Regions from separate parts of the Homo sapiens genome. Here regions 2, 3, 4, 5, 6 and 7 are each linked to region 1. The links are chromatin loops, found by intact Hi-C in ENCODE. Cell type or tissue: IMR-90. All regions are shown on one strand.

What was found. Peaks named below come from ENCODE experiments on the same cell type or tissue, not always from the same donor. Only the 100,000 strongest peaks of a DNase experiment are listed, where the experiment ranks them.
Region 2: it touches region 1 in a loop (5-fold over the local background); 101 of 110 quality-filtered maps call a loop at or near these places.
Region 3: a loop joins it to region 1, with 8 times the contacts of the local background. A loop is called at or near these places in 108 of 110 quality-filtered maps.
Region 4: it touches region 1 in a loop (5-fold over the local background); 33 of 110 quality-filtered maps call a loop at or near these places.
Region 5: it touches region 1 in a loop (8-fold over the local background); 11 of 110 quality-filtered maps call a loop at or near these places.
Region 6: a loop joins it to region 1, with 6 times the contacts of the local background. A loop is called at or near these places in 29 of 110 quality-filtered maps.
Region 7: a loop joins it to region 1, with 6 times the contacts of the local background. A loop is called at or near these places in 15 of 110 quality-filtered maps.

The regions. Positions count from the first base shown.
Region 1 is chr16:10,962,447-10,966,446 of GRCh38, forward strand. It overlaps CLEC16A (C-type lectin domain containing 16A), which reads left to right. Exons shown (of 24, transcript NM_015226.3): 3 at 9-142. Among named protein-coding and RNA genes, the nearest start is that of CLEC16A, 20 kb to the left of the region's middle. RefSeq lists an enhancer at 3,071-3,150. In IMR-90, a CTCF peak has its summit at 1,755 (motif pointing right); a DNase peak (open chromatin) is centred at 1,815; H3K27ac peaks cover 290 bases.
Region 2 is chr16:11,354,828-11,358,827 of GRCh38, forward strand. All of the region lies in intron 1 of LOC105371082 (a long non-coding RNA gene), which reads left to right. Among named protein-coding and RNA genes, the nearest start is that of RMI2, 11 kb to the left of the region's middle. RefSeq lists enhancers at 1-276, 454-603. In IMR-90, CTCF peaks have their summits at 156 and 2,051 (motif pointing left); DNase peaks (open chromatin) are centred at 74, 2,024 and 3,184; H3K27ac peaks cover 2,464 bases.
Region 3 is chr16:11,254,178-11,258,177 of GRCh38, forward strand. It overlaps SOCS1 (suppressor of cytokine signaling 1), which reads right to left and starts at 2,027. Exons shown (of 2, transcript NM_003745.2): 1 at 1,902-2,027; 2 at 240-1,351. The coding sequence starts at 1,301. The coding sequence ends at 666. All of the region lies in intron 1 of LOC105371082 (a long non-coding RNA gene), which reads left to right. RefSeq lists an enhancer at 1-62 and silencers at 673-762, 1,173-1,322, 1,333-1,382, 1,483-2,222, 2,473-2,672. In IMR-90, CTCF peaks have their summits at 1,671 (motif pointing left), 2,317 and 3,275 (motif pointing left); DNase peaks (open chromatin) are centred at 1,694, 1,844 and 3,264; H3K4me3 peaks cover 3,013 bases; H3K27ac peaks cover 3,021 bases.
Region 4 is chr16:11,405,784-11,409,783 of GRCh38, forward strand. It overlaps LOC400499 (putative uncharacterized protein LOC400499), which reads right to left. Exons shown (of 67, transcript NM_001370704.1): 47 at 1,417-1,554. Among named protein-coding and RNA genes, the nearest start is that of RMI2, 62 kb to the left of the region's middle. In IMR-90, a CTCF peak has its summit at 1,870 (motif pointing right); DNase peaks (open chromatin) are centred at 1,908 and 3,068; H3K27ac peaks cover 279 bases.
Region 5 is chr16:11,529,888-11,533,887 of GRCh38, forward strand. No RefSeq gene overlaps it. Among named protein-coding and RNA genes, the nearest start is that of LITAF, 55 kb to the right of the region's middle. In IMR-90, a CTCF peak has its summit at 2,437 (motif pointing right); a DNase peak (open chromatin) is centred at 2,464.
Region 6 is chr16:11,712,809-11,716,808 of GRCh38, forward strand. All of the region lies in intron 5 of TXNDC11 (thioredoxin domain containing 11), which reads right to left. Among named protein-coding and RNA genes, the nearest start is that of TXNDC11, 28 kb to the right of the region's middle. In IMR-90, a CTCF peak has its summit at 1,954 (motif pointing left); a DNase peak (open chromatin) is centred at 1,933.
Region 7 is chr16:11,639,657-11,643,656 of GRCh38, forward strand. LOC124903643 (a long non-coding RNA gene) reads left to right here and starts at 806. Exons shown (of 2, transcript XR_007064986.1): 1 at 806-1,296; 2 at 1,649-1,891. It also overlaps a transcript of LITAF not described here. RefSeq lists enhancers at 877-1,171, 2,121-2,784. In IMR-90, CTCF peaks have their summits at 1,898 (motif pointing left) and 2,968 (motif pointing right); DNase peaks (open chromatin) are centred at 865 and 1,855; H3K27ac peaks cover 1,838 bases.

The DNA of each region.
Region 1 (4,000 bases):
CTCCCCAGCTTCTTCCTGGAGAAGAATATGTTTGTTTTCTTCTTGAACATCTTGCGGCAAAAGTCGGGCCGTTACGTGTGCGTTCAGCTGCTGCAGACCTTGAACATCCTCTTTGAGAACATCAGTCACGAGACCTCACTTTGTAAGGACATTCCTTGGTATTTGCCTCTGTGCTGCTGTGCATGTAGCAGGGTGAAGTTGGGCGTGGTTTTCTGTGTCTGCGCTTACTATTCGTCGGCTCAGGCTATCCTAACAAAATACCATAGACTGAGTGGGTTAAACAATAGAGATTTGTTTTCTCACTGTTCTGGAGCATTGAAGTCCAAGATTGGCCAGGCATGGTATCTCATCCCTGTAACCCCAGCACTTAGGAGGCCAAGGTGGGCAGATCACTTGAGCTCAGGAGTTTGAGAACAGCCTGGACAACAAGGTGAAACCCCGTCTCTACAAAAAACCACAAAAATTAGCTGGGTGTGGTGGTGTGCACATGTAGTCCCAGCTACTCAGGAGGCTGAGGCAGGAAGATTGTTTGTCAAGGAAGTCGAGGTTGCAGTGAGCCGTGATTGTGCCACTGCACTCCAGCCTGGGTGACAGAGCAAGACCTTGTCTCCAACAACAACAAAAAAAAAAGTTCAAGATCAAGTTGCCAGCAGGGTTGGTTTCTAGTGAGGGCTCTCTTCCTGGCTTGCAGACGGCCACCCTCTTGCTGTGCATGGCCTTTCATCTGTGTGTGAGTGGAGAGAAATTGAGAGAGTGCTAGCTGGTGTCTCTTCCTCCTTCTATGGGGACGCCAGTCCTATTGGATGAGAACCCCCACCCTTATGACCTCATTAACCTTAATTACCTCGCCAAAGGCCCTGTCTTCAAATACAGCCACAATGGGGGTTAGAGCTTCAATGTAGGAACCTGAGGGAGACATAGTTCAGTCCCTAAGCCTGTGTTTGTTTCTGTGTGGTGGGTACTATCAGAGGGTTCCCCTCTGCTGATGATGCTGGGGGTGTTTGCAGTTCTTCTTTATGACTTGCTATTAAAGAGTTGGGGTCGCTGAATCATCAGCCAATGGAATAAGCACTGGAAGAAGTAAGACAAGGAAGATCTCTGCCAGAGGGCAGGCAAGGGTGTGTGCATTGGTACCAACCCTCCTGCTTCAGTCCCTCCACCCAGCTAGTGAGTGTGTGACTCCGAACTTCTTACCTGCCCTCACTAAGCCTCAGTTTCGTCATCCGTAATAACCACCCCTGAGAGGCAGGTGCCATCAGTGCTTTCATTTTAACACCCAGGCGCCAGCTCTAGCAAAGCCAGAATAGAGAAGGGGTTTCATCCCAGGCGATTAGCTCAGTGGTCTTCAGTGAGGGGACATTTGGCATCATCTAAAAACATTCTTGGGGGTGCTGCTGACATCTAGTGGGTAGAGGGTAGGGGTGCTGCTAAGGACAGGCCCCCCACAACAGGGAATTACCCAGCCCAAATTGTCCCCAGTGCCGAGGCTGAGAAACCCTGGTTTGGTTCCTAATCCTCCACGCTAGACTGCTAGCTTTGTTATTCCAAGGTGACTTCACCAAGCCCGGGCCCTGCCCGCCAGAAGTGGGGGACAAGTGGCCAAATGTCTATATCAGAGGCAGGCTCTAAGTCCCCAGGACAGGTCTGAAAAAAGTCTGCAGTGGGCAGAAAGAGGTAGAGATGGTGGCATTCCTCTGGCCAAGAGGGAGAGGTGAAAGGGCTGCTGAGTGATGGCTCTCGCAGCCGCCGCTAGGTGGTGCTGCTGCCTCAGAGACGCCTTATGCTTCCCGGTGACCGCAAGTTGACAAATGTGGGCCGACTCCTGTCTCCCTAAATGGTTTCCCTTGTTACCAGCGCCTGTTTCACTGGATGTGAAATGACTGCGGTTTCTAAAAGCTCTGAGGGGAAGATCCAGCTCAGTGGCACAGGCCCTTGACTCAGACTGAACCAGGTCCCAGGCCCAGTTCTGCCCCACACTGGCTCCCTGCACGTGCCTGGACAGTGAAGGCTCCGAGCTGCTGTTTGTGCATCTGTCAAGAGGAGAGCACAGTGGCTGCAGCATAGAGTGGCTGGGCGTGAGCGTGAGAGCAGGTGTTCAGAGCGAGGCACAGGGTCTGGCAGATAGGACATGGCCATGGTGTCGGTTTTATCCTTTAAGGCAACATCACCCTCAGTGTCCCTGCCCTGGGAAGCCTCTCAAAGTCCAGCTAGGCACGGGGTGACTGGATTGAGATGGGGGTGGGGCGATCAAAACTTACGGCTTTTAGAGTGTTTCTCTGAATTATGTGGCTTTTAAAAATTGTATATATTTAATGTGTACAACTTGATTTAATATATACATATACACAAAAAAATGTGTACATTGTGAAATAATCACGGCAATCAAGTGAATTAACATATCCATCACCTCACTTTTGTGCGTGTGTGTGGGTGGGGGTTGTGTGTGCACCTTGGGTGATGAAAATATGCAGTAGATCTGTTAGCAGATTTCAAGTCTGTAACACAGTAGGATGACCTGTAGTCACTGTGCTGTACATGAGAGCTCCGGAACTTACTCATCGTGCGTCGTACCCTTTGATCAGCGTCTCCCCATTTCCCTCCTCCCCAGTCCCTGGTAACCACCCTTTGACTCTCTGCTTCTATGAATTTGACTGTCTTAGATTCTCCCTGTAATTGAGATCATGCAGTATGCGTGGCTTTTCTTGTCCTGGCACCGAAAAGGGTGCCCTGCTGTGGGAAACCCAGGCAGATGCCCCTGGCTTTATAGCCCCTTCACCACAGTGCTTTTATAAGCCCTGCAAAAAGGGTAGAAATCATTGCACGTTTACAGAACTTGGATTTGTAAGGGGTGAGGAGGATAGAAGACCTTTGCTTTTATTTTTGTTTTCTAATCACAGAAGAAAAAATGTCCTCATTGTTAAATAACGAAAAGCCAAATGTTAGAAAAATGTAAAGTCAAGTTTCTGCAGAATTCAACCCTAACGATCCATTGTGCACCAGCCATTCTGCTGTTTGCTTTTCTTTTTCCCACCTTCCCAGTGTATCCTAGATCTCATTGTCCCGTTCTGTAACCCTGCCTGGTTTGGTTTAGGAGTGGCAGCTTGTTGTGCTATAATCTATTTAACCTGACCACGGGCATTTAGGTGGTTTCCAGCTTTTCACTATTACAAGCTACCATTTCACAAATGCACCTGTTGCCTGTTGGGGTTAGTGACCTAAGTGACAGAGTCCCGAGAGACTGAGATTACGTACAGGCTCCCGGGTTTATTAGAAAAGGATACCACAGAAAGTCAGCCACACAGTGAGGGGGTAGTAGAAAAATCCCAGCCTGATAATAGAGGCACCTCCAACTGTCCTATGGTGGCCCCCCACCACCCACAGAGTCATCTCTTGGAGGCCCTGGAAAAGTCCCTGCTGGGGAGTGGAGGGAGCCTGTCGCTGTTCCAGCTCCAGGGTACAGCTGAGAGACTCACAGTTGCACATCTGAAGCTCCCAGTATGGTGTCTGTGCTGCTGGTGGTCTGGAAGCCACTAGCCAGTCACAGCAGGGCTCAGTAAGACACCCCAACAGCTCCTTATCCTGCCAGCCCATTACCCCTCCCTACTTCTCCCCCAGCAAGAGCCAGAATGACACAGAAAGAAAAAGAAGTGCTCTGGGTATCAGAATCACCTGGGTGACACGATACCCATGTTAGACTCCAGGTGGATAAATAAACTGTGGACTATTCAGAGAATGTACTACTATATAGCAAAAAAGAAAAGAAAAAGGAAAAGGAAAGAAGGAATGAACTACTACCATTGCATACACAGCAACCTGGAAAGCCCTCAGATGTGGTAATAAGCGAAAGAGGCCAGACATAGGAAGTGTGCGTACTGTCTGCTTCCATTAGATAAGGTTCATGGACAGGCAAAACGAGTCTGATGTGCTAGAAGCAGAATAAGGGTTGCATTGGGGTAGCGGGTACTGACTGGGCAGGGGCATGAGGAAGTCTTCTGGAGAG
Region 2 (4,000 bases), 390 kb after region 1:
TGTTAGCTGAGCTGTGTGGTTTCTTTGAATGTTAACAACTTTCACTGTTTCGGCTTGAGTTTCCTCCCTGACATCACCAGATGAAAACATATGTCAGAGGTTTTGGGTTTCTGGTGCCAAATCCAAGATGGCTTATCAGCAAGCGCCCCCCGCCAGACAGTGGAGGCTGTGCTGGGGCAGAGCTGCTTCCCCTTTGACATTGGCTTTTTTCTAAAACCGAAAATAAGCAACCGTGGCTGTGACTTCACTTTTCTTGGAACTGCTTTACATTACCCCCCAAATGGAGAAAACCCTCATTTAGCAGCTTTTGGATTGCCAAGTTCTCTAATTCTTTCTGTTGCATATTCTTGTAATGCTCAAGTTTTACTGACAAAGTCTTCTGCATCAGGTGAAGCAGGAGGAGGAAGGAATGACCATGTGAAGTAACTGAGCGCTTTGTTGCCTGGCCTGTGGGTGTGTGGTTTCATGGTTGAGGAGAAAAAGCACCTGGAAGACACAGTGTGTGTAGAATGCCTTCCAGTTCCAAGGGTGACAACCCTGCGATCTGCTGGCCAGCAGATGGGCTAGGGCTGCTGTTGCTAAACATCAGGCTACAGCCGAAACTTACAGAGCAGCTGCCTGCTTCAAGGACAAGGGGAAAAATGCATTTTCAGTCATAATGACCTACATTTAGCAGATATTTCGGAGCCCGTGCGAAAGGACATCTTCAAAGGGCCTCTTCCTCCTTGTGATAAGGGAGACAGTGATGTTAGTCAAACGTGGGGCCCAGTCCTGGTCCTGCCCGTTCCTGTCTGACTTTGGCCTTGGAAGTCTGTGAAGCCGAGACAATTCATCCTTCAAAGGGTGGTACCGGGTAAGTTCTTGGGAATGGAATCCCAAGATCCACTCCTGAGAGTGGATCTTTGTAGACAGGCACATACGTTGTTCTGAAATCATCTGTTGCTATCTCTGTCCCTGTTGGAGGCGCTTCCAGTGACGTCGTGATTGTGTCCTACTTATCTCAGTATCCCTGCCCAGCATGGGGTCTTAGGTAACATACATGGGCAGTCGGTCAATGTTAGGACTGGCTGGGTTTTAGGCTAGAAGACAGAGGAAATATACAAGCAAAGGCACAGTGTCTTAAATTTACACTTGGCCCGCAGCAGTTTTCAGAAGAAAGGAGCCCCCTGCTTAGTAGCGCCTTTTGAATTGGGCCCCCTGTGTAGTTTATAGCAGGCCTGAGGGTGCTGGCTAGACTGTTGGGGAGTGCTCTTTAAGCACAGAGGAAAGATTTGGTAAAGACATAAAAGGGTGGAGGAAAAGGAGCGAGACAGCCGAGTCCAAAAAACGATTCATGTGGTTTGGGCAGAATCTGAAATGAGAGTCCTTTGAGATTGACTGAACGTCTCTTGATAAAGAAAGCAAGTTCAGCTGGGCGTGTTGGTTCATGCCTGAAATCCCAGCACTTTGGGAGGTTGAGGCGGGCAGATCACCTGGGGTCAGGAGTTCAAGACCAGCCTGGCCAACATGGTGAAACCCCATCTCTACTAAAAATACAAAAAATTAGCCGGGTGTGGTGATGTGTGTCTGTGGTCCCAGCTACTTGGGAGGCCGAGGCAGGAGAATCGCTTGAACCTGGGAGATGGAGGTTGCAGTGAGTAGAGATCGCGCCACTGCACTCCAGGCTGGGTGACAGAGAAAAACTCTGTCTCAATAAAATAAAATAAAATAAAAATAAAAGAATGCAAATTCAGCTAAGAGTTAAGTGCCAGGGCCTGTGCTGGAAGCCGTCTCATGAGTCGCTTCATTTTACTGTCCCAGTACGCCTGGGAGGTCTGTTTCCCATCCCCTTTCACAGCTGTGAAAACCGCAGCCACGGAGATGAAGTCCTTTTTCCAGGGGCATCTACCTGGCAGCCGAAGAGCCAGGTGGTGAACCAATAGGTGCCCCTTGTCGTTAAGGGCACTGTTGTTGTGGGTGGCCAGGACCAGGCCCTTCCCTAGGGCAGCTCTTCCCCAGGGCAGCTCTGGGAGCTGATGGTCTCTACACGGGCGCTGGCCCCCCCTGCTGGTCTATGCACAGAAAATGGGATGACAACCCGTCACCAGAAAACAAGGGCACAGAATGGAGCAAAGGAACAAAATGGGGCCATGAGAAACTTCACCCCTGTCTACCCAGGAGTTCTGCCCATTATGGCCAAGCCCAGGTGGGGGTGGGGAGAGTGCTGGATTTGGCAACCAGATGGGTTCTGAGGGGCTTGCAGTGGGGCCAGCCCCACTGTTCATTCAGTGGATGACCTTGGGTGGGTTATTTTCACTGCCCTTCTGATATCCATAGAGAAGGGATGACGTGGGGTCAGAGAGGTTAAATAATTCGTCTGCATGACTGTTAACTGGAATCTGGTGCTTCAAAGTTCACTTTAGTGGCCTTTCTGTCGCCAAGCACCTGCTGGGTTCCAGACTCTGGATACACGAGGTGAAGGAGACACGTGGCTGCCCCCTGTGTGCATGGTATCTTCTTGGACCTCCCATTCCTCCTTATCGTTCCTGTTTTAAGCCCGAGGAAGTCCTGTGCTTTTAAGAACTTGTGCGGTTAGATTGGGCTCACCTGGGTATCGAAGCTAATCTCCCCATCCCAATGCCCTGACTAATCCCATCTGCAAAGTCCCTTTTGCTACGTAAGGTGTATGATATTCAGAGGTTCTGGGGATTAGGGCGTGGACATCGTTGTGTGGGGAGGGACATTCTGCCTACTAGACCCCAAAGATGTGTGTTCATACCAAATACAAAATACATTCACCCTGCCCCAAGGTCTCATCCCATTATAACATCAACTGAAGAGTCCCAAATCTGCTCTCAATCTCGTCACCTAATCACCTCAATCTGGTGCTGCGGAGGCTTTGGGTATGACCCATCCTGAGCAGTTCGTCTCCCTCTGTGAACCTGGAACTCACTAAACCAGTTACCAGGCCCTAAAGTGCAGTGGGTGGCCACCTAGAGGAGCACAATCTAGTTCTGTCCCTGATCCAAGGGACCTGAGATGTAATATGGGCAAGAAAGAAAAGGAAGAAACAATGAGGCTGTACACCCAGAAATACCAAACTGCCTAGCCTCCCTTCCTCCTGCTCACACAGGACAGGGAAAGGAGTTTCTCCAAAGGGCCTGTCAGCACCGAATTCCACATCCTGTGAGCTTGGGAAGATGCCAAGCTACACGCTTTCCTCCAGCGGGTACTGCTCATTTTAGAAAGTGAGTCAGTCTGGGCGTGGTGGCTCACAGCCGTAGTCCCAGCACTTTGGGTGGCCGAGGCGGGTGGATCACCTGAAGCCAGGAATTTGTGACCAGCCTGGCCAACATGGCAAAACCCTGTCTCTACCAAAAATAGAAAAATTAGCCGGGCATGGTGGTGCACGCCTGTGGTCCCAGCTACTTGGGAGGCTGAGGCAGGAGAATCACTTGAACCCAGGAGGCGGAGGTTGCGGTGAGCCGAGATCGTTCCACTGCACTCCAGCCTGGGTGACAGAGTGCCACTGAGACTCCGTCTCAAGAGAAAAAAGAGTCAGCACCTGCCCTGGGGTCTTCCATCAGACAGCTGTGCATTACCTCAGGTGAAGGTTTTCCCAGAGCACAGCTGAGCTTGGTCATCCTGCATGTAGGACTCAGTGTTGTCAAAAGTAGTTGATTATCAGCTCCACCTGGGCTGTTTTTAACCTGGTCCCTACCCATATCTTTAATTAGGATCCACGTGCTGGGGGCTCAGGAAGTCTAAGCTTTTAGAAAGCTCTCCGGTGGGTCTCGTCATCAACCAGGCTTGGCAGCCACAGATCTACAGCTTCCTGGCCCAGAGATAGCTGGGCCACAGGAGGGGTCAGAGCTGCCCGTGGCACTGGTTGTGAACTGGTGAAGGCTTCCTCTGGTGGGGACCCTGGAGCCCTGAGTACCAGGACCAAGGGGTCCATGCATGCCCCAAGCTTCTGAGGAGGAGAAGAAAGGAAGGATGGAAAAAGCCCATGTGGAGGAAC
Region 3 (4,000 bases), 290 kb after region 1:
ACGCACAAAGTGCTCAAACGCGAGCTGCTGTCTTACCGGACACACGCCAAAACTAGACCAACCGTTTCTCTCCCTGGAGAGTTGTGGGTGGAACCGTGAGGGATGCCCAGCCACAGGGCAGGCCCCGTACACCACCTGCAGCCCAGCAGGTCAGCCTTAGGACCCTCTCCCCTGGACCTGTTCAGAACCAAGTTAAACTTTTGGCCAAAGCACACTCGCTAGAAAACTTATTTTTTTTTAAAAAAAAAACTTTCATAATAAAGTTTATTACCTAAACTGACTTTAAAAAATATAAAATAGGATTCTGCACAGCAGAAAAATAAAGCCAGAGACCCTCCCCCAACCCCTGGTTTGTGCAAAGATACTGGGTATATGTAAACATGAAGAGGTAGGAGGTGCGAGTTCAGGTCCTGGCTCCAGATACAGTTAAGCTGCTACAACAACCAGGGGGACCCAGAGGGAGCACCAGGAGGGGGAGGACCCCCTCAAGAGGTGAGAAGGGGTCTGCGGCCTCGTCTCCAGCCGAGGGCGGGAGGCGCCTCGCCCCTACACCCATCCGCTCCCTCCAACCCAGGCCGGGGAGGGTACCCACATGGTTCCAGGCAAGTAATAACAAAATAACACGGCATCCCAGTTAATGCTGCGTGCACGGCGGGCGCTGCCGGTCAAATCTGGAAGGGGAAGGAGCTCAGGTAGTCGCGGAGGACGGGGTTGAGGGGGATGCGAGCCAGGTTCTCGCGGCCCACGGTGGCCACGATGCGCTGGCGGCACAGCTCCTGCAGCGGCCGCACGCGGCGCTGGCGCAGCGGGGCCCCCAGCATGCGGCGCGGCGCCGCCACGTAGTGCTCCAGCAGCTCGAAGAGGCAGTCGAAGCTCTCGCGGCTGCCATCCAGGTGAAAGCGGCCGGCCTGAAAGTGCACGCGGATGCTCGTGGGTCCCGAGGCCATCTTCACGCTAAGGGCGAAAAAGCAGTTCCGCTGGCGGCTGTCGCGCACCAGGAAGGTGCCCACGGGCTCGGCGCGCAGCCGCTCGTGCGCCCCGTGCACGCTCAGGGGCCCCCAGTAGAATCCGCAGGCGTCCAGGAGCGCGCTGGCGCGCGTGATGCGCCGGTAATCGGCGTGCGAACGGAATGTGCGGAAGTGCGTGTCGCCGGGGGCCGGGGCCGGGACCGCGGGGCACGGCCGCGGGCGCGCGGGGGCCGCGGGCGAGGAGGAGGAAGAGGAGGAAGGTTCTGGCCGCCGTCGGGGCTCTGCTGCTGTGGAGACTGCATTGTCGGCTGCCACCTGGTTGTGTGCTACCATCCTACAGAAGGGGCCAGCCGGAGGGGTGGGCCATAGCGTCCGGGGGTGCGCTGCGGGAGAGACAAAGAGGTGAGCTGGGGCGCTGCGGGGCCGGGCAGGTGTGCGCCGGCCGGACAACTCCGGAGGGCGGCGCTCCCGGCGGACCCGGCCCTAGGGGGCGAGCACGGAGCACCAAGTCCGCGCGGATCCGTTCAGCCTCAGTGGACACAGCTAGAAAATGGGCTCTGTACTCCGCGGAGCTCTTCCCGGCGGGTGGGGGCTCGGTGGAGGCGGAGTCCGGCCTCCGGGCAGCACCGAGAGGGGGGCGTGGAGAGCAGCCGGTTCTGGCTCCAGCCGTCCGGCCCCGGCTCGCCGCCCCGCGCCCGCCGCCTGCTGGCCAGGCTGGGATCCGCGCCTGGTCTGGGCGATTTGGGCTAGGGCCGGAGAAAGGCTGTGCTGCGGGAGCCCCGCGCGCGGGGGGCGGCCTGGGTGGGGCCGGCGAGGGTCAGGGGCATCGCGGCCGCGACCCCATTCTGCAGCCCCCGAGGCTCGCCCGACTCCTGGCTGCCCTGGACTCCCCTCCCTCCTCCCTCCCGCCTCCTCGCCCAGGGCCCGGCTCACCTGGCGGCGGGGCGCGGGACGCCGCGGGCGGGACGGCGGGGGGCTCCGGGGCGCTCCGGGGCGGCTCTCGCGCATGCTCCGGGGCCAGGAGCCGTGCAGCTGCCACGGCCGCAGCTCGCTCTGTTCGGCGCCCGCCCCTGCGCCAGTCTTTTAAACCGGCTCGGAGGCGGGGCTGGCGACGGCGGGAGGCCCCGCCCCCTGCCGGCCCCGCCCCCAGCTCCACTTTTGGTTTCTCTTTCCGCGGTGGCGTCCGGCGAGGACCGCTTCGGCCCTGTTTCCCTCTCTTCTGGACCCTCCCGCGGGGCCCTCTGCCCGCCTGTTCGCACCTGCCCCAGCACCCGCCTCTCGAGGGGCTCTGGCCCCGACCCTGCGCCTTCCGGCCACTTCTCGGACCCCTCCTTCGGACTTGGCGACCCCGATTTTGCCCCGCTACCTCGGGTTCCACTTTCTGCCGCCAGGCCCTCTTGGGACGCGCCCTGACACACCCTCCTCCGCCCCAGCTGTCTCCACACCCGCCGGGGGCAGAGCCCTGTCCTCTCCTCCCCTGCAGCCAGATCCCCCTAGGAGGCCACAGAAGGTGTCCCCAACCCTGAGCCTGACCCCACCCGTAGACCCCCTCCTAGCCCCTGCTCCACCCGCCGTCGACGCCCTCAGTCGCCCGCCCTGCTGTCCCGAAGCCCCGGCCGGCCGCGGTCTCTGGTCTTGGCTCGGGCTTCCCGGGAAGCGGCGGCCTGACCACAGGCTTCAGAGGAACCCCTGGCGGCGCGGGCGCCTCCACCCCGGCCCAGTTCCTCGGAAACTGGGCGGGGCCGGGCAAGGTCCCTGGTGGCCTCGACTGCCCTCCCTGCGCTCCCACTACCCGGCTGCGGAAGAAACTGAGGCTGGGGAGGGGCTGGGATTTGCAATGGCTTGCAGATTGGGAGCTCTGGACCTGGATCTCGCCTTCCCCGTCTTCATTTTGGGGAGAGGTGCAGCTGGACGACATCAAATTGGAGCCCAGTGAAAAAATGGTGCATTCTCAGACGTGATGAATCCCCAAACCTGGTTTCCTAGCCCTCCTCTCCCCCGACCCCTTCCTCATAGATTTCCCCCTCCTACTGCTCCGTCAGGCATCTGCCCTTCAAAGACTGCCTTCCCACCACACACACGGCCGGGGCTTGGGATGGTGGGCGGTCGGTGGTCGGGGCTGTAATTTGCACACGTGTTTGTGATTTAGTGATTCCGATTGTCGTGCGAGGCCATGGAGTAGGTGCCTGGCTGCTCCGTGTATTTTTGAATGAAGGCATGTGAGGAGCCCCAGCATCACAAGGGGCCACATAAAAACCTGGCTAGGCTGGGCACTTGGTTACTGGCCTCACACTGGGACACACTGCCCTCTACAGACAGCTCTCAGACGGCTTCTCTCCTGGAAGCCCTGGTGCCCAGTCCCTTCCCGCCTCCCTGGCCCCACGATACCTCTTTCCCCAGGCAGAGCCTAGGTCCTTATTAACCTCCTGAACACAGGGAGTGGCCCAGAATCAGCCCAGCTTAGCACCCCATCAGTGCCCTGAATCTGCATGTGGCCAGGGCTGGTGGTGGTCATTGGTGTAGCCTCCTAGGTTGTGCGTGTGTGTGCGTGCGCGTGCGTGAGGGGGTGAGAGAAGATGCAGAACCTTGCCTGCACCAGAGGTCAGGTGTGTGATCATTCGAGAGATGTCCACTGAACATCTGCTGGAGGCCACACTCTGTGGAGGGTGATGGAATACAAGGAGACCCAGTTCCAAATCTGCACCTTTCTATTCTTGTGACCTTGAGCATGTAATTAACCTCTCTGCCATGGTTTCTTTATCTGTGAAATGGGGATAATAATAGTACCTCTAGCAGGGCGCAGTAGCTCATGCCTATAATCCCAGCACTTGGAAGGCCAAGACAGGAGGATTGCTTGAGCCCAGGAGTTTGAGAACAGCCTGGGCAACAAAGTGAGACCCCCTCTCTACAAAAAAAAAAAAAAAAAAAAAAAAATAGTACAAAAATCAGCCAGTCGTAGTGGATTGCACCTGCAGTCCCAGCTACTTGGGAGGCTGAAGCAGGAGGATTGCCTGAGCCCAGGAGGTCAAGGC
Region 4 (4,000 bases), 440 kb after region 1:
GATCTGAAATCATCATTTATTTGATCATGGCTTCAAAGGCTTCTAGTAGCAGATAGAACACAATGCAAACGCCTCCCTGTGGCCTGACTGACCCTGTGTGATCAGACCACCTCCTACCATTCCCCACCCACCCAGCTCCAGCCCAGTGGCTCCTTGGCCATTCCTAAAACATGCAAACCCATCCCTGCCCCAGGCCCTTTGCATGTCTTGTTCCCTCTGCCTGGAATACTCTTTTTAAAAAATGTATTTTAGATTGAGGGGGTCAGTGTGCATGTTTGTTACATAGGTATATTGTGTAATGGTGGGGACTGGGCTTCCAGCGTCCCTGTCACCCAAATATCGAACATCATACCAGGCAGGTAATTTTCCAACCCTTGGCTCCCTCTCACCCTCCTCCCTTTTGGAGCCCTCAGTGTTTACTGTTTCCATCTTTATGTCCATGTGTATTCAATGTTTAGCTCCTGCTTACAAGTGAGAACATGTGATACTGGGTTTTCTGTTTCTGAGCTAGTTCACTTAGGATAATTGCATCCCTGCTGCTGCAAAGGACAGAATTTCATTCTTTTTTCCGGCTGTGTAATATTCCATGGTGTATATATACCACAGTCTCTTTACCTGCCTCGAATGCCCCTCCCCCAGAGATTTCTTTTTTCTTTTCTTCCTTTTGAGATGGAGTTTCACTCTTGTCACCCAGGCCGCAGTGCAACGGCGCAATCTCGGCTCACTGCAACCTCCACATCCTGGGTTCAAGCAATTCTCCTGCCTCAGCCTCCAAAGTAGCTGGGATTATAGGCATGTGCCACCACGCCTGGCTAATTCCATATTTTTAGTAGAGACGGGGTTTCCCCATGTTGGCCGTGCTGGTCTCGAACTCCTCACCTCAGGTCATCCACCCGCCTCGGCCTCCCAAAGTGCTGGGATTACAGGCGCGAGCCACCGTGCCCGGCCTTCCCCCGGATTTTCAAATGGCTGGTGCTTATCATCCACCGCTAGCTCATGTGTCGTCTCTTCAGTGGGGCCTTTCCTGGCCACCTAATCTAAATAAGCTCCTTGGTCACTCTCAGTCACTTCAGTACGTTTTCTCCGTATCATAGTACTATCTGGCATATTTCGTTTGTGTGATTTCGGGGAGTCAATCTCCCCCGCTAGAGTGGACACTTGATGAGAGGAAGGATTGATCAGATCTGTTTTAGGTCACGCCCCAGCTTCTGAAATAGTGCCTGGCACCTAGTAGATGCTCCATAAATCATGCAATAAATCCAGCTCAATAAATCCAGCACATTGTGTCCATTTCACAGCCTTGTCTGTCCTTCCGCCCAGGAACCGGGACACTAGGACAATTTTTCTTTTCTCAAAGGGCTGTCCCAGAGGCCCCCCACCCCAGCGTGCTCCGGCCCTGGGCTGACCTCCACACACCTGCAGAAAGGTCTGTTCCAGTTTGATGAAATTGTTGAGACCGGCCTTAGCAGCTACCTGCCGGGTGCTGATGTGAAAATGACGCTCCTCCACGCCCAAGGCGAACATGCTCTGAACCTCACCCTTGGAGTAGTGTAGCTGGGTCAGAAAAAAAAAAAACCACCACAAAACACGATAAAGCTCCTCATCAGGGCTCTGATGGAACATTCCAGGAGATGCTGGCTGTAGGCCGAGGGCTCTGCCTCCCAAAGTCCCAGGCCCAAGAGACCCACAACTCCCTGGGCTGGATGAAGTTTGATGATGCGAGGGTTTGGAGCCTCAGGTTAGGCCATCAAGCGTGGCCATGGCAACTATCTCCTTCATGCCCTCCCTGCTATAACATTGACTTGAAAATATCTACCAGCCTGGCACCAGCAGCCAAGAATTCTAGTTGTAGTACTGTTGCAGACAGCAGGGGGCAGTCTAGCAGAAAGAATTATGCCTGGGTGCGTGTCAGCATCAAACACAACAGAACTCCAAGTGTGGATCTACCACTGAGAGGTGAGTGATCTCCAGCTAGTTCCTTAACCACCCAAGCCTTCTAATCCAAAAACAGGGATAAGGACACCTATTTTATTACGGGTTGCTGCGAAAATTGTATGAAATAATGTGCTAACTTCCAGGTTGGCTGAAAAGCAGAATCACTGCGGGGGAACTTATTAAAAATACAGATTCTGGGCTCCCACTTAAAACCTACAAAAATGGAGTCTCTGGGAAGATGTTCCAGAGCTGTTTTTTTTTTTTTTTTTTTTTTTTTTTGAGAAGGAGTCTTGCTCTGTTGCCCAGGCTGCTGAAGTGCAGTGGCACGATCTCGGCTCACTGCAACCTCTGCCTCCTGGGTTCAAGTGATTCTTCTGCCTCAGCCTCCTGAGTAACCAAGATTACAGGCATGTACCACCACACCCAACTAATTTTTGTATTTTTAGTAGAGATGGGGTTTCGCCATGTTGGCCAGGCCAGTCTCGAACTCCTGACCTCAGGTGACCTGCCCACCTCGGCCTCCCAAAGTGCTGGATTACGGGTGTGAGCTACCGCACCCAGCCAAGAGCTGGTATTTTTAACGCGCTCACTAGAGGCGTCATTTCGTTAGTGATACCCCTTGTCAAAAATGTTCAGCCTGAATCTTATCTTCAAGAAACAATCGGACAAATCCACATTAGGAGGATGTTTTGCAAAATAACTTCCTGGACACTTCAAAATTGTCAGTGCAGGATTTTTTTTTTTTTTTTTTTTTAGACAGAGACAGGGTCTGTCTGCTCTGTCATCCAGGCTAGAGTGTGCAGTGGTGTGAACACAGCTTACTGCAGCCTCAACCTCCTGGGCTCAAGCAATTCTTCCATACCTCAGCCTCCCTGGTAGCTGAGATACAGGTACACACCACCATGCCTGGCTGATTTTTAAATTTTCTGTAGCAATGGGGTCTCCCTAGGTTGCAGGCTGTTTTGAACTCCTGAACTCTAACAATTCTCCTTCCTTGGCCTCCCAAAGTGTTGTGATTATGAGTGTGAACCACTGCATCCAGTTGGGACTTTTCTGAAGGTGGTTAATGACAATAAAATGTTTAGGGGGAATTATATCTGCAACTTACTTTGAAATGTATCCAAAAATAAGATGGATGGATAGAGAGCTATGTGATTATGTGAAATAAAATGTAAACAGGAAAATCTAGTATGTGGGTATGCACTGTAAAATTACTTCAATTTTTTAGTGTCTAAAAAATTGTATAATAAAATGTTGGGGGGCCAGATGCAGTGACTCATGCCTGTAATCCCAGCACTTTGGGAGGCTGAGGTGGGCAGATCATTTGAGGTCAGGAGTTCAAGACCAGCCCGGCCAACGTGGCGAAACCCCATCTCTACCAAAAATACAAAAATTAGCCAGGCATGGTAGTGCATGCCTGTAATCCCAGCTACTCAGGAGGCTGAGGCAGGAGAATTGCATAAGCCCAGGTGGCGGAGGTTGCGGTGAGTCGAGATCACGCCTCTGCACTCCAGCGTGGGTGACAGAGTGAAACTTCATCTCAAAAAAAGAAAAAATAAATAAAAAAATAAAAAAATAAAACATTGGGTAAGGAAGGGTAGGGTGTAGAAGGAAAATATTCTAGATCAGGAGTTGGCTTTTGGGTCAAATTTGGCCCACAACCTGATTTTATAAAAAGTTTTATTGTAACAGCCATGTCTATTCACTTACATATCGTCTATAGCTGCTTTTGTGTTACAGTGACAATTCTGAGTAGTTGTAACAGGGACCATAAGGCCTGCAACCCCCACAACATTTTACTTTACAATAAAAGTTTGTAGACCTCTGTTCTAGATTAAGAAAATTAAAAAGACATGGCAACTACGAATGCTGCGTGATCTTGGCCTGCATCCCGGATTTAAAACAAAACAAAACAGTTTTTTGAAAGAACATTAGTGGGAAAGCTGGGAAATTGTATATGGGCTGTACATTAAATGAAGGTATTAATTCAACGTTCAGTTTCTGGAATGTTGTAATTACCGTGTTAAATCAGAAAATATCCTTGTTACAGGAAATAGTTGAAGTA
Region 5 (4,000 bases), 570 kb after region 1:
GTATTTTTAGTAGAGCTGGGGTTTCACTATGTTGGCCAGCCTGGTCTCGAACTCCTGGCCTCAGGTGATCCACCTGCCTCGGCCTCCCAAAGTGCTGGGATTACAGGCATGAGCCACTGAGCCTGGCCCCCAGCTCAAGCATTTTCTCTAGCAGGGTTCAGGAGCACCTGACCCACAGGGATAAAGACCTAAAAGACCCTTCAGCTCACAGCTGCTTGGGGACTACGATGGGTTCGGGCGTGGCTGCCAAATGCTGTGGGGAAGAGCATCCTGGGGGGCGAGTGGGGGGGTGCTGGCTTGGAGGAGTCAGTGGGGAAACGAGATGCACAGGCAGAAGATCTTCAGCACACCACAGACAGACCTCACGCAGAGAAAGGAACAGTTATTCTGGCAGGAACTCGTGGAAGCAGTTTACAAAGGAGAGATTTCCCTGGATCTCAAAGAATAGATGGCATTGTTGTTAGGAAACTATCAGACTAGGCAAAGCATTCCTTGTATATTGACTCATTCATCAACTTCTCCTGCAAAATCCCTGCAAGGTGAACTAGGTCATCCCATGGTACAGATGAGGAAACAGAGATACAGAGAGGTTAAGACACTTGCCCTAAGTCACACAGCTCAGGAGGATTTTAACCCCATCTGGCTCCAGAGTCCCTGCTCTGTTAGCTCTGGCAGCTTTGGTCCATCACTTTCTTTCTCCGTCTTCTCCCCCAGGAGACTCAAGTCTCTGACCACAGGCCTGAATTCCTCCCCCATTCAAAGTCAGGAGCCTGAGCAGAGACCTTGCAATTCTCAATGCGATGGCTTCTCGCCAATCACAGTGGGTATTGGCTACAAATGCAGATTCCCAGGCCCATTCCAGACCAGGACAATCAGACTCCCTAGGGTGGGGCCCTCCCTCCAGGCCATTCTGATGACCAGCTGTGTTTGCATTGCCCCAGCCTACCCGAGTCTGCCTGGGAAGGGTCTCTGTACCGCTGGCCTCACTTTGTGTCTACATTGTCACAGGCCCAAAACCCAGTAAGGTGGTTTGATAGAACATGGGGACACAGGATTCGATTCACAAAGACTCAGACCCTCCTATACAAGCCATCCACCATAGATCCAGCCTCCCACCTCCTCTTCCTCCCACCAAAGAAAGTCCTGCTTCTACCTAGAGAAAATTTACGGGGTTGGGGTTGGGTTTGCCAGCGACTGGGGATCGAGCTTCCTTCCAGTCAGTGTGAGTTCAGCCGGAGTATGGATTGAAGCCCATCAGGCTCAGGTCAGAGTCACCAGAGTTCAGAAGCCCTTTTGGTGGGTGCAGTGGCTCAGGCCTTTACTCCCAGCACTTTGGGAGGCTGAGGCAGAGGGATTGTTTGAGCCCAGGAGTTCAAGACCAGCCTGAGGAACACAGGGAGACCTTGTCTCTACAAAAATAAAAGCCGGGTGTGGTAGTGCACACCTGTAGTCCCAGCTACTCAGGAGGCTGGGGCAGGAGGATTTCTTGAGCGCAGGAGGTTGAAGCTGCAGTGAGCTGTGATCACGCCACTACACTGCAGCCTGGGTGACAGAGCAAGACTGTTTTTAAAAAAAAAAAAAAAAGGCAGCCTTTTCATTTGTGTATTAGCTTGTTCTCACACTGCTATAAAGAAAGACCTGAGACTGGGTAATTTATAAAGGAAAGTGGGTTAATTGGTTCACTGTTCGGGAAGGTGTACAGGAAGTATATGGTAGCACCTGCCTCTGGGGAGGCCTCAGGTAGCTTTCACTCATGGCAGAGGGCAAAGCGGGAACAGGCGTCTTACATGGCAGGCGCAGGACCGAGAGAGGCATGGCAGAGGTACCACACTCTTAAACAACCAGATCCCTCTGCTCTGCCTATTAATCCTTCCCTTTCCCTTACCACGCCCCCCACCAACCCCAAAACCGCTGATCTTTTTACTGTCTCCAGTTTTGCCTTTTCCAGAATGTCACAGAGTTGGAATCCTACAGTGTTTCTTCAATTCTTTTCAGAATGAAGCAGGTTTTTTTGTTTTTGTTTTTGTTTTGTTTTGTTTTTTGAGACAGGGTCTCACTCTGTCACCCAGGCTGGAGTGCAATGGCGCCATCTCAGCTCACTGCAACTTCCGCCTCCCGGGTTCAAGCGATTCTCCTGCCTCAGCCTCCCAAGTAGCTGGGATTACAGGTGCCCACCACCATGCACAGCTAATTTTTGTATTTTCAGTAGAGATAGGGGTTTCACCATGTTGGCCAGGCTGGTCTCAAACTCCTGACCTCAAGTGACCTACACCTGCCTCAGCCTCCCAAAGTGCTGGGATTACAGGTGTGAGCCACTACACCCGGCCTGAAGCAGCTTTCTTTTTAAACCACCAAAAGATATTTTGCAGAGCTAGGGTAAGCGGGTGAGAGAGCCACAGATACCCCATGATAGAGAAGAAGTAACCAGCAGGGGGCAGTGAGCTCCTCTCGCCTGGCCTTCATGAAGCACTCACTACTGCCACCTTATCTTCAACACAAAAGATGAACAAGAGGCTGGGCTAGGTGGCTCACGCCTGTAATCCCAGCACTTTGGGAGGCTGAGGCAAGCGGATCACTTGAAGTCAAGAGTTCGAGACTAGCCTGGCCAACATGTGAAACCCTGTCTCTACCAAAAAATACAAAAATTAGCCAGGCATGGTGGCATACACCTGTATAGTCCCAGCTACTCGGGAGGCTGAGGCAAGAGAATTGCTGGAACCCAGGAAGGGGAGGTTGCAATGAGCTGAGATCACGCCACTGTACTCCAGCCTGGGCAATAGAGTGAGACCCTGTATCAAAAAAAAAAAAAAAAAGATTGACAGAGAAATTGGCTCCCTGTTGTTTACTAGTAAGGTTGGAAAAGTCAGGTGGATGGAAGAAGGTGGGGAGTGGATGCGAGAGAGCAGGGAGGGATGGTTCATCCCTTTGCTTATTTATTCAATTAGCAGTGTGACCTTAGAAAAGTTACTTAACCTCTCTGGACTCCTTTACTCATTGGCAAAATAAAGGGGCTAGAAATTCCTGACAAAGTGTCTTCTGGCTCCATGTTGTGTTCAAGTGGAGAACAGAGAGTTCAGAAAGAAACCAAGTACACACAGGAGTAGGCACATGATAAAAATAGCATTGCATCTAGTTGGGGAGAACAACAGATTCAAAGATGGACAAAGTATACGAGCATCCCGTTCACAGAAAAGGACACAAAAAAAGACACAGATAGAGTTTCGGCAAAGAGGCTCAACCTTAGACATTAAAAAAATTCAAATTAGGCTGGGTGCATTGGCTCACGCCTATAGCCCCAGCACTTTTGGAGGCTGAGGAGGGCAGATCATCTGAGGTCCAGAGTTCGAGACCAGCCTGGCCAACATGGTGAAACCCCGTCTCTGCTAAAAATACAAAAATTAGCTTGGTATGTTGGCACACGCCTGTAATCCCAGCTACTCGGGAGGTTGAGGCAGAAGAATCACTTGAACCCAGGAGATGGAGGTTGCTGTGAGCCAAGATCACTCCACTAAAAAAGAAATGCAAATTGAAGCTACAAAACTCAGGCTGGGTGCGGTGGCTCACACCTGTAATCCCAGCACTTTGGGAGGCTGTGGCAGGCGGATCGCTACTTGGGAGATTGAGGCAGGAGGATTGCTTGAACCCGGGAGGCCGAGGTTACAGTGAGCTGAGATCGCACCACAGCACTTAAACCTGGAGACAGAGCAAGACCCCATCCGAAAAAAAAAAAAAAAAAAAGAAGAAGAAGAAATTTTAAAAATTAAGTGAAAAGGCCATGAAGCCTGGATGAAGTAATTGGCGACTAGTGGAGAAACAGGACATGGGCCCTCAGGGAAAAGAAAGAGGAAACAGCACATTGAGGTTTTGCAGGTTAAAGGTGAATGGTAGATCACTTCATATTTGGAGTACGTGAAACTCAAGCAATTTAATCTTTTCAAGGGCAAAGACTATCCTCCCTTTTGTATTGCTCATAACACCTTCACATTGTGGCCATAAAAAC
Region 6 (4,000 bases), 750 kb after region 1:
GGCCAGGAGTGGTGGACGCCTGTAATCCCGGCACTTTGGAAGGCTGAGGTGGTTGGATCACCTGAGGTCGGGAGTTCAAGACCAGCCTGACCAACATGGAGAAACCCCATTTCCACTTAAAACACACACACACACACACACACACACACAGAAATCAGTTGGGCATGGTGGTGCATGCCTGTAAATCCCAGCTACTTGGGAGGCAGGAGAATCGCTTGAACCCAGGAGGCGGAGGTTGCGGTGAGTCAAGATCGTGCCATTGCACTCCAGCCTGGGCAACAAGAGTGAAACTCTGTCTCAGGAAAAAAAAAAAAAAAAAAAATTGCCAGGTTGCCAGGCGTGGTGGTGCATGCCTGTAGTCCCAGCTCCTTGGGGGGCTGAGGTAGGAGGATCACCTGAGCCTGGGGAGGTTGAGGCTGCAGTGAGCCATGATTGTGCACTCCAGCCTGGGCACAGAGTGAGACTCTGTCTCAAAAAAAAAAAAAAAGAAAAGAAATCATAATGGAAATAAAAGCATCTCTCACAAAATATACAAGGATTCCTTTGCTAAAATAATGTCAACTGAATTAAACAGTCAGTTTTAGGTGTGGGGACATAAAGTATGGAATTTTTTTTCCTTTTTTTTGAGACAGAGTTTTGCTCTTGTTGCCTAGGCTGGAGTGCAATGGCATGATTTTGGCTCACTGCAACCTCCACCTCCCAGGTTCAAGAGATTCTCCTGTCTCAGCCTCCCAAGCAGCTAGGATTACAGTCATGTGCCACCATGCCTGCCTATTTTTGTATTTTTAGTAAACACCGGGTTTCTCCGTGTTGGTCAGACTGGTCTAAAACCCCTTACCTCAGGTGATCCATGCGCCTTGGCCTCCCAAAGTGCTGGGATTACAGGTATGAGCCACAGCGCCCGGCCCAAAGTATGGAATTTTTAATATGTTTATTTTAATCTATATTAGTCAGTACCCAGAAGGGTCTCAATGCAGGCAGATAGTTAGAAAAAGGTCTCCCCCATGAGTGAGTATAGTGACAACAAATGAAATTACCCAAGAAAAAAAAACGATCCTAGAACCCATGCCATTTGCCGAGAACTGTTAAACTCAATGTCTGGTCCAAAGACCCAAGAGTTAGGTCCAAAAACCTGAGAAAATAAAGCAATCTCCAAGCCATCCTTGCTTGTCAGTCCCTTGTTTTTTCAATGCCTTTTAAAATGTCCCATACTGAGCAAGAAAACCCTATCCTTCAGATTTTTTTTTTTTGAGACAAGGTCTCACTTTCGTCACCCAGGCCAGAAAGCAGTGGCATGATCTCAGCTCACTGCAGCCCTGACTTCCTAGGTTCAAACCATCCTCCCACCTCAGCCCCTAAGTAGCTGCAACTACAGGCTAATTTTTAGTATTTTTTGTAGAGACGGGGTTTCGCCACATTGCGAAAGGTTGGTCTCAAACTCCTGAGCTCAAGAGATCCACCTGCCTCAGTCTCGCAAAGTGCTAGGATTACAGGCGTGAGCCACCGTGCCCCGCCAAGATCTTTTGATGCTGTATAAAATCTCACCATCTGGCCGCGCTCGTTGGCTCACGCCTGTAACTCCAGCACTTTGGGAGGCCGAGGTGGGCGGATCACGAGGTCGGGGATCAAGACGATGCTGGCGAAAACGGTGAAACCCCGTCTCTACTAAAAAATACAAAACATTAGCCGGGCGTGGTGGCGGGCGCCTGTAGTCCCAGCTACTCGGGAAGCTGAGGCAGGAAAATGGCGTGAACCCGGGAGGCGGAGGTTGCAGTGAGCCGAGATCGCGCGGCTGCACTCCAGCCTGGGCGACAAAGCAAGACTCCGTCTCAAAAAAAAAAAAAATTTCCAATCTGACAGAACAATACTCCAGAAAAGCTTTCTTCGCTTGGAGGAGGGCACTTTTTATGCGTACCGACTCAGTTCTACAAGCAAATCTCGGCAGCATCAGACGCCACCTGGTGGAGTACAGGGACACTACGCTGGAATCAAAGTTCTTCCTCCATTTAATACCTTTCCTCTAAAACACTATTTCCCAAAGGGAGTTCCTTAGAAAACTAATGCTACTAATGCTACAAGGTTTCCTCATCAACTGAGTTTAGGAATTCCCAAAGGTGGTAGAAGGGAGTGGAAACAATATTTTGGTTAATAGTTTAGTGTGGCCGGGCGTGGTGGCTCACGCCTGTAATCCCAGCACTTTGGGAGGCCAAAGCGGGAGGATTGCCTGAGCTCAGGAGTTCCAGACCAGCCTGGGCAACACAGTGAAACCCCGTCTCTACTAAAATACACAAAAATCAGCCAGGCCTAGTGGCGTGTGCCTGTAGTCCCAGCTACTCGAGAAGCTGAGGCAGGAGAATTGCTTGAACCCGGGAGGCGGAGGTTGCAGTGAGCAGAGAACGGATGTCTCAAAAACAAAACAAAACAAAACAAAACAAAAAAATAGTTTAGTGTATTTCCAAGATGGTATTTAGGTACCATGTGAATTTCAATTTGATCTCTACAAAAAAAAATTGTTGTAACTTGCTGGTGTGTTGGTGCACACCTGTAGTTCTAGCTACTCAGAAGGCTGAGGCAGAATCTGATTGCTTGAGCCCATGAGTTCAAGGTTACCACTGCGTTCCAGCCTGGGCAACAAAGTGAGACCCTGTCACGGCAAAAAAAAAAAAAAAAAGAATGAACCAGGCAGGGAAATTCCTACACTATGGTCTATTGAGCCTGAAGGGCCAGGCACAAGAAGTGGAGAAGGTAGTGAGAGGGGATCCAAAGTGACATTTAAAATCCCGTAGCTAAAATCTTTCTCACGCGTCCTTTACCAGTCATACATTCACCAAGCACGGTGTGGAGCTGTAGGAGCAACAAAACAAAACCCTGCCATCAAGGTCCTCAGTAAATATTATCTGAAAAATTAGCTCCTATTCTGGTGGCAGAGAGATTCAGTCCATTGGACAGGGAGAAAACCATGCGTTACAAATAGAAGCAGGTAGGAGGTGCACGGGAAAGGGGAAGAGAAAGACTGGGCCTGCTGGTCAGTCAATGACATCATTTCTTGTGTGGATTTTTTCACTAGAATAGGTAAAATACTTATCTGAGGTGCTTTCAACCAGATGGCTTAGTTTCTAATTAAGGTATAAAGACTATTATTTTACTTGCACGCAAAGTATTTCTTTACTCGCTTTATTACTTTACTCACACACAAAGTATTTCATGATTTGACCTTATAAAATAAGGATTTATATACTTACCTCTACCCTCCCCAAATTTAAAGATAAACAAACACAAACACAGAAAGGTTAAATATTTTGTTCCAAGTTTACAGACCTCACCAGGAGCAGACAAAGGGTAAGGACCAGGCATTGCTGCCTCCCAGCCCACTGCTTTTCTCCCTAGACTGCACTGCAAGTCCTTTTGTAGATCAGATGAAAAATGGGGTCAAAATTTGCTGCAAATCTTCTCTTTTAAAAAAGCCACTGAATTATAGCAGAGTATGACAAAATGTTACCAGAACACATTTTTACAGCAAATAATGAAATAATCATCAGATTTTTAAAAATCAAGCAAGCAACTTCAGAATATGACCCCTCTACCAAATTTTCTTTTGGCAATAAAGTAGCCTCTCTGCCAAGATCAAATGTAAAAATGTTACAAGAGGAACAGGCTTTGCAGTCCTGGAGGAGTAAAGTACAAGAGAGCTGATTTCCTCCAGGCTTTTGAAACATATACAAAGATTGCCAGCCCACAATTAATCATCTAGCACTGTGAAATGATTAAACATTAATGAGAGATATGTAAGACCTACTATAAAAAATTAAAAGGAAGTTTTGAATAAATGAATAATCATGCTGTGCACCTAGAAAGGAAAGCTAAATGTTATGAACATGTCAATTATCTTCAAGTCAATTTATATATTTAACATAATTTCAACAAAATTCCAGCCAAAGGCACGGATGGACATAAAAGAATATTCCACAAAACACAAGAACTACAAGAAGTCCAGACTTGA
Region 7 (4,000 bases), 680 kb after region 1:
AGGACATCCAAAGTCTGGGCAAAGAAAAAAGATTCATCTTTAAAATAATCTTTTTAGGCCAGGTGCAGTGGCTCATGCCTGTAATCCCATCAATTTGGGAGGCCGAGGAGGGCGGATCACTTGAGGTCAGGAGTTCAAGACCAGCCTGGCCAACATGGTGAAACCCCATCTCTACTAAAAACACAAAAATTAGCCAGGGCCTCTGCCTCCTAAGCTCAAGAGATCCTACCCTCTCAGCCCCCCAAGTAGCTGGGAGTACAGGCGAGAGCCACCATGCCCGGATAATTTTTGTATGTTTCGCAGAGACATAGTTTCACTGTGTTACCCAGGCTGGTCTTGAACTCCTGGCTCAAGCAATCCACCTGCCTTAGCCTCCCAAAGTGCTGAGATTACACGTGTGAGCCACCGCACCCGGCCAACAATGTGTCGATGTGGATAACCTTGTTTGTTGACTGTCCTCTCAGTAGAAAGGGAGGTCCACTCTGCCAGGGCTGGGTCCTTATTAGGCATTCACGGCTGGATCCGCAGGGCTGAGCACTGCATCCAGCACATAGTAGCTGCTCAGCACATGTTCGTGGAGCGACTGAGTGTGTAAGTCAGTGAATGAACAAACGAATGAAGGGGTTCTCGCTCTGATACTTGTTCTGCAGCCTGGGAAACTGAAGCTCAGAGATGAAGTGACTTCACCGAGGTCACACGGACAGTGGGCGGCAGAACTGGAGCTACCTACGCAATTGGGATTATGAAATATTTCACAAGTGCCAAGAAGTGCACATGATGCAGGGCTCTAGAAGGCTTCCTCTTTGATTTGTCACAGTCCCTGCAGCAGAGAGGCAGCCCAAGGCTCTGCAAATCACTGCCACTTCATCACGGCTGCAGCCACCCTTGTGCAGGCCCCAGCTCGAGGTCTTCTCACTCGATGCTGGTATGGGGGTGATGATCATCCATCTGGCAGGTCACAAGGACAACCCTCGGGATGGGAAATCTGATCCTAATTGCTGAGTCACAGCTAAAGGGCAGAATGACGTCGTCTGTAACCATGGCATGCATTCCAAACTCAGCCCCAGCTTGGCTTCTCCTCAAGTTTGAGTGAGCCCCTGTCAGTCTACACCACCCCTCCTCATGTTCGGCTGTTTTCAAGCCGGCACACTGGCAAAGATGCTGCCAGGAAAGAAGGAAGCCAAGCCCAGGGAGAGGAGAGAGCTGGTTTGCTGTGGGTGGCCAGGAACAAGGTCCCGTGTGTGGAGGAGACAGAACACAGTCATGATATCAGGCCGGGAGCAGTGGCTGACTCCTGTAATCTCAGAATTTGGGGAGGCTGAGGTGGGAGGACGGCTCGAGCCCAGGAGTTCAAGACCAGCCTGGGAAACATAAGGAAACCCATCTCTATTTAAAAAAAAAAATCAGCCAAGCATGGTGGTGCATACCTGTAGTATCTGCCACATGGGAGGCTGGGGCAGGAGGGTTGCTTGAGCCCAGGAGGTCGAGGCTCCTGTGAGCCGTGATTATGCCATTGCACTCCAGCCTGGGCGACAGAGGGAGACCCTGTCTCCAAGAAAGAAAGAAAAAGAGAGGGGAGGGGAAGAGGGGAAGGGTAAAGGCCACATACTGGCATGTACAGCCTCCCCTGCCTGACCCCCATTCCCAGGAGCCCCTTTCAGAGAGTAAAGAGAGCTGGAACAAGGGAGCAATGCTGACGGAAGGACAGACAGACAGATGGACAGACTGCACTGGGGGCAGAAGGGCCCGCAGGCTCCAGACGAGCACGATCAGCAGGAGAAAGCAGGCCATGCGCAGGTGATGTGGGTGCCAGAAGCAACCCAGCAGATAGAGGAATTCCAATAACCGCACAGCACTCAAGTAAAATAAAAACACCGTGACTTCGCAGCAAGCCAGTATGGCCCCCTAGAGGCCAAGGGCAGAATTTTATTTTTATCTATCTATCTCTCTGTCTATCTCTCTATCTGTCTGTCTATCTATCTATTTTCGAGACAGAATCTCCCTTTGTCGCCCAGGATGGAGTGCAGTGATGTGATCTCGGCTCACTGCAACCTCCGCCTCCAGGCTTCAAGTGATTCCCCTGCCTCAGCCTCCCAGGTAGCTGGAATTATAGGTGCGAGCCATCGCAGCCAGTTAATTTTTGTATTTTTAGTAGAGACGGGGTTTCACCATGTTGGCCAGGCTGGTCTCTTAACTCCTGCCCTTGGCCTCCCAAAGTGCTGGGATTACAGGCATGAGCCACCGCGCTGAGCCTGTTGAGGCAAAGCATAACCCCAGATCCTCCTAGCCAATGGACCCCTCGCTTCTGAAACAGTTCCGGTGGTCAAGTTCTGGGCATGTCCTGGACTTCTTGGTTTTGCGCGGAGGAATCACTAGTTCTGGGTGTTGATAGACATCAAAGCTTTTCCAACTGTGCATGTCTGGGATACCTGACTTGCTGTGTTGGCTCAGTTATATCTGCCAGGTAACTTGACCTTCTGTTATCAACAGAGTAGGTCCAGTTTGGGCTGGTCTTGCAGTTGTGTTTTCTTGAGGAACGGTTTGGGCTCAACCTGTCTTTCCAATCAGCTGAAACTGGAGCATCCCTCAGCCTCAGTTTCCCCAATATCCTGAACTCTGCTCCCTACATCGTGCACAAAGGCCAGATTTCTTATGAAACCATGTGGTGCAGGGTTAGAAAGAGACAGCCCTGGCCGAGCATGGTGGCTCATACCTGTAATCCCAGCACTTTGGGAGGCTGAGGCAGGCAGATCACCTGAGGTCAGGAGTTCGAGACCAGCCTGGCCAACATAGCGAAAGCCCGTCTCTACTAAAAATGCCAAAAAAATTAGCCAGGCATGGTGGCCCATGCCTGTAATCCCAGGAGGCTGAGGCAGGAGAATCTCTTGAACCCAGGAGGCGGAGGCTGCAGTGAGCCAAGATCCCAGCACTGCACTCCAGCCTGGCCAACAGAGGGAGACTCTGTCTCAAAAAAAAAAAAAAAAAAAAGACAAAAAAGAAAGAGACAGCCCTTCTGTGCCCCCTGCCTGGGCAAATGACACCTCCACCCACATAGGCTCAAAGCTGGGGAGCAAGATATCCTCCTTACCACTGCCCTCTCCCACCCCCCACCTTTCCCAAACCCTCACAGGGCACAGCACAGACTACTCTGCACCCCAATATCCACTCTCCCCTTCTTCCAAAGCAATAGGACTTCCAATACGTAGCTGGGCACAGCTACCCAGAAATAAGACCACATTTCCCAGCCTCCCTTGTATATAGGTGTGGCCAAGGGGTTAAATTCTAGCCAATAGGATGTGTGCAAAAGTGAACTGCGCAGGTCCCTGCATGTGTCTCTAAGGGAAAGGGCAGGTCTACCTCCATCATTAGCTTCCCTTCTCCTTTCCCCTTCCTGGCAGTTGGAGTGTAGGAGAGGGTGACCATCCGATTTGGACAATAAGAGCAAAGACAATCGTTTAGGGAAAATGGAGCAACAAGGTAGGAGGAGCCTGGGTCCCTGATGCCTTGGAATAGCCAAACCAGAGCTGCGACACTTACTTACACCAGGACTGACTCTATGTTAAAGGGAAACAGAGGCCGGGTGTGGTGGCTTACGCCTGTAATCCCAGCACTCTGGGAGGCCGAGGCAGGCAGATCACTTGAGGCTAGGAGTTCGAGACCAGCCTGGCCAACATGGCAAAATCCTATCTCTACAAAAAATACAAAAATTAGCCGGGCGTGGTTGTGGGCGCCTATAGTCTCAGCTACTCAGGAGGGTGATGTAGGAGAATCATTTGAGCCCAGGAGACTGAGGCTGCAGTGAGCTGTGATTGCACCACTGCACTCCAGGCTGGGCAACATAGCAAGAAACTGTCTCAAAAAAAAAAAAAAAAAAAAAAAAGGAAACAATCGTTTGTTGTTTAAACCAGTTATTTTAAGTCTTCAAAATGGCAGGTGAACCAGTGTCCCAACTAATAAAATCACCAAGTTCTGTGCATTTTGCCTCGTGCTGGTCACCTCA